Linked DNA regions of Homo sapiens: region 1 is linked to region 2. Evidence: chromatin loops called from intact Hi-C (ENCODE). Cell type or tissue: ascending aorta. All regions are shown on one strand.

Region 1 (2,500 bases), 120 kb before region 2:
TGCACAAAATTAAAATTATTTTATAAAAGTCCCTTCAAGCTATCCATATAAGGTATGTATGAAACAAGAATAAATATCACAATTAGAGAGTCCCAAGATATTATGTATATTTGAATATTCCAAGATCCAAAAACATCTAAAATTTGAAACACTTCTGTTCCCAAACTTTCAGCTCAGGGATACTCAACCTGTATTTAGGAATACAGTAACAAAACCAAAAAACTTTTTAAAAATATATAATAAAAATGAGGACAGGGCTGAGGTAACCATGATGGGGCTAATTTTAGGAGGATGGGTTAAACTATCATAAGGGTAAAAAAAATTCTCTCTCAAAAACACAGGTTTTTGATTCAACACAAACATCCAGGTATTTGAAATAACATTATATAAATCTTTTACTGAAAAGATAATATATGAAACCATACATCAGTAAATACTAAGTAAAGCCACTACCTAATTTGTGGTAGATAGAATATGCTGTTTTATTCAGTATGCCATGTTAAATGAAATCTCTGGCTACCCTTTAATGACTAAGTAATTATTCATTATATAAGGGAAGTTTTCTAGAAGGATTTTTGTTTTAAATAATATCATTTGATAATCTCAAGAACACAGAACTTTGAAACAACTTTAAGGAGGCTGCCTGCTGGTATACTTAGGGGATGAGAGAGAGAGAGACAGCAAACACTGTCAAGTAGGTAAGCCGAATTTCCTTATATTTAAAAGTTTCCCACTCAGGCTGAGATATTATGTTAACTGAATATATTTCCATGCAGAACCTTTGAAGTAAATTAGTGGCGTAAAACAAATTCTTTGGTTATGACATGCATAGCAGTCTGGAACTAAACAGTGTCATATCACAAGGAAATTAAAGAGCTGTCAAGCCTCATGAATGGAACAAAATCTGGCTCTAAACTCATTAAAGACTGAAGTGGGACGAAGTTTTCATGTGAGATAATACTAAGAAGTGATTGCAAGCTATGTGATAAAGAAATGATTGATTACATTTTTTTGGGACTGAGTCTCATTCTGTTGCCTAGGCTGGAGTGCAGCGGTGTCATCTCGGCTCTGCAACCTCCGCCTCCTGGGTTCAAAGAACTCTCGTGCCTCAGCCTCCCGAGTAGCTGGGGCTAAAAGCACCCACCACCACGCCCGGCTAATTTTTGTATTTTTAGTAGAGACAAGGTCTCACCATGTTGGCCAGGCTGGTCTCGAACTCCTGGCCTTAAGTGATCCGCTGGCCTCAGTCAGCCTCCCAAAGTGCTGGAATTATAGGCGTGAGCCACCATGCCCAGACTGATTACATTTTTAAAAATCATTTTCCCATAACCGCTTGACAAACATGTCCTTGTTCAAACCGGCAGGCAAATCGGAGTGGCTGAGTCTGGCCGGCAGCACCTAAGATGAGCTGGCACCTGGTCTCTGCCTCATGAATCACAGGACCTGGTGAAAGCCACTCAACCCACGTGAATGTCCACTCCCACCCCTGTGAGGTGGGCTTGCAACAGTGCCTGCCTCCCAGGACGCTTCGAGAACACGGGGATGATTAACAAAGGGGGCAGGCAGCATGGGACACATCGCTCAGGAAATGCTCTTGTAATAGTCAAGTTATGCAGCCAACTTCCATTCAAAAAGCATAGAAAAATACTGTCTGTCTTTTAAATAAACCAAATCAGTCTGGTAGATATTCAAAAGGGTCTTGAATCCAAACAAGGGCAAAGGAGAAAATTTCTTCTCCAAGTTAAAAGTTATACCAATGCTGTTCATCTCTGGGGGAAACAACGAAAGAGAGAACAAAGCAAATAACAAGCTGGCACCCCCCAAAAATATTCTCTCATAAAGATTTGATTACACAAAATAGGCCAGCAGCAATCCCTAACCTCTTGGATTAGCATTTATGCAGCAAAAGAGTGACTAAGAGGTAACGAGCCTTTATTTATTTTAAAGCTTTAAAGTCATGAACAACAGGTCTGTATTTCAATAAAGATATTTAAAAATCTAGTATCTAATGCTTTTTATATTTTCTACATATAAAAATCAACTGAGGCTGGGCGCAGTGGCTCACGCCTGTAATCCCAGCACTTTGGATCACCTGAGGTCAGGAGTTCAAGACCAGCCTGGCCAACATGGTGAAACCCCGTCTCTACTAAAAATACAAAAATTAGCTGGGCATGATGGCAGGTGCCTATAATCCCAGCTACTCAGAAGGCTGGGGCAGAAGAATTGCAGTGGTTGCAGTGAGCCGAGAAGATCATGATACTGCACTCCAGCCTGTGAGACAGAGCAAGGCTCCATCTCAAAAGAAAAAAAAAATCAACTGAAAGTCATCTTTCTAAAAGCAAGACTGCTTCACCAAATCCTAACAGATTATAAAGAAAAATGTATCTTTCTAACAATACAATAGGACAAGAGACCCCACAGAAAGGAAAATTCGATTTCCTATTAAGGTGACGGGTTTAATATTCTATTTCTTCTTGTGTAGTAATATTAACATCAAAAC
Region 2 (2,500 bases):
TTTTTATATTCAAAAACATACGCTTGAAAGAAATCATAACCAAGTTTAAATTATTATTAGCCTGCCAGAAATAGACTGTAGAGGATTCCCCTTATCCTTTGTTCGTGATTTCATAGATTTCTGTGGCAAAACCACCTCTCCTTTTCTGAACCTCAGTTTGGAAATGCCTGCAAAGGCCTTTAACCGAGAGACCCGAAGCGGGTGGGGGTTGGGCTCAGCATTGGGCATTATTTAGGAGGCCCCTCGATATTTGAATGACCTCCTAGGTCCTGGCTACTGGATGAATCCACTAATCCTTACCTCCTGCTGTCTCTGAAGGCCTAAATGCTGGAAAGCTGGCCTTGTCCAAGGAAAGAGTTGAGAAGGGTAGGGACAGAGAAAAGTGGGTAGTTTCTATGAGCCCTCCCTTCAGGAGTCAAAGGAGAGCCAGAAGTACGGGGATTGGGATCCTGGTAAAGATTCATCTGCAGAAACTGGGCCAAAGGAGAAATCTGTAGAGAACTTTATAAGATTTCCTAACCCTTTGTAACTTTTTTATATTACATCTGGGCTTCCTTAAAAGAAACTTGTGTTTGGGTTTGTTCTCTGCTCTCTAAGTCCTAGAGGAGGGGAAGAGAAAGAAGAAGAACCTAGGGAGGTATCTGAGAAAGGAAAAGGCTTAATCCTTTGAGGGCCTACCTGAAGGAGAAGGGAACACACAGGAAATGGGGACCCAGTTCCTCCTGAGAAGGAATCTCACTGGTCTCCTGCAGTGCAGACACTACCCTGAGCACTATGCATGCGCTAATATTGACTTCATCTTCCCATCCTGCCCTCATCATCCCTGCCATCACCACCACTTGGCACAATGCTTTGTACATCCCATAACTGACATTAATTATCAGTGAACTAAGGAATGGATAATGAACCCAGAGGCACCTAAAAGTAAATATGTCCCCAATTAAACCTAAGCTCTTTTGCTATTGTAGTGGATACAGTAGTGTTTTGTCTAGGTTCTCTCTTCAGAGTATACACCCTCATCCCCTAGCTGCTAAGAATATTGGCTGCCGACTACTCACAGCTGACTCCCTCACTGCAAATTGCTTTGGCCACCGTCTTGTGACAGTTCTTGGAAACTGTCTTGCCCAAGGCTACACCCACTTCCAAGAAGCAGCCAACATCTGGCTGATGTAGAGATAGAAAAACTTGGCCCTCTTGCCTTTATTTGGGCCAACTCTGAAGGGCCATCCCAGCCCCAGAGCTCCCTGTAAATTGGCTGAGGCCTCAATCACCATAGCACTGTGGGTCAACTCCTCCTTTCTAATCCTGCCTTCCTCAGTCCTTCACAATTATATCTCCAAAGATTATTCAGGGTCTGTTTCCAGCACCGCAGCCCGAGACACCCACCCACACCAGATTCATCTCCACAGTACCTGCCCTCTCAGAAAACGACCCTCATTCCCTCTCATCTGCTCCATCACCACAGGCTGGGAGGGTTCCACCTCTCAAGTGTCTATTGATCCCAATCCCTTCTCTCGGCTGACATCACGCACACACAACCTCAGGCCCATCATCCCAGTGTGGAACTGGTCACTGAGTCCTTGCCTCCAACCTGGCCAACGTTCAATGCATTCTGCACACTAAACCTTGAGGAATCTCTCCAACGATACCATCTTGTCACTCCTCTGCTCAAATGTTTCCAGATGACTCAATTGTCCTTAGAATGAGGTCCAGATTATAACTGTGACTTAGAAGTTTCTTCACGATTCGACCCATTTGCCTGCCCATGTCCCTGCCCCTCCATCCTCACATTTCAAGATCCAGGCTTGCCTTTTTGTTCTTTGAATATCACCTACTTCCTGTCACTGTCAGGCTTTCGCACATGCCGGCCCCGCTTTCTGGAAGACTCTCCTTACCCTTCACAACCTCCTCATCTAAGTCCTGTGTATTGGCCAGGTGTAGTGGCTCACACCTGTAATCCCAGCATCCTGGGAGGCCAGGTCAGGTGGATCACTTGAAGTCAGGAGTTCAAGACCAGCCTGGCCAACATGATGAAACCCCGTCTCTACTAAAAATACAAAAATTCGCTGGGTGTGAGGGCGGGCACCCGTAATCCCAGCTACTCAGGAGGCTGAGGCAGGAGAATTGCTTGAACCCGGGAGGTGGAGGTTGCAGTGAGCTGAGATCACGCCACTTGACTCCAGCCTGGGCGACAGAGCAAGACTCTGTCTCAAAAAAAAAAAAAAATCTAAAAGTTAAGTGCTCAGAACACCAGGATTAACACCTATAAGGTTTGGGGTTTTTTTTCCAATGACAAAGATAAAAGATGATCAAATACTTTAACATTTTCTGCTAAACTTAACGATGACTATTTTGAAGTCTCTTTTGAGGTTTCTTATTTAATACCAAAAGACTAGAAGTCACATGTCACTGGGAAAAGTTTCTGGAAAAACTTGGTTATTTCTGGAAAAGTTTAAAAATGAATAATAATAATTGACATATATAAACAAAAAACAAATGC

What was found. Hi-C counts contacts between places; a loop is a spot of excess contacts. Peaks named below come from ENCODE experiments on the same cell type or tissue, not always from the same donor. Only the 100,000 strongest peaks of a DNase experiment are listed, where the experiment ranks them.
Region 1: a loop joins it to region 2, with 1.9 times the contacts of the local background. A loop is called at or near these places in 3 of 110 quality-filtered maps.

Annotation. Positions count from the first base shown.
Region 1 is chr18:58,976,361-58,978,860 of GRCh38, reverse strand. All of the region lies in intron 7 of ZNF532 (zinc finger protein 532), which reads right to left. Among named protein-coding and RNA genes, the nearest start is that of ZNF532, 110 kb to the right of the region's middle. In ascending aorta, no CTCF peak of the experiment used is centred here; a DNase peak (open chromatin) is centred at 1,479; H3K27ac peaks cover 2,292 bases.
Region 2 is chr18:58,857,912-58,860,411 of GRCh38, reverse strand. No RefSeq gene overlaps it. Among named protein-coding and RNA genes, the nearest start is that of ZNF532, 5.7 kb to the left of the region's middle. RefSeq lists a silencer at 121-415. In ascending aorta, no CTCF peak of the experiment used is centred here; DNase peaks (open chromatin) are centred at 1,121 and 1,559; H3K27ac peaks cover 2,500 bases.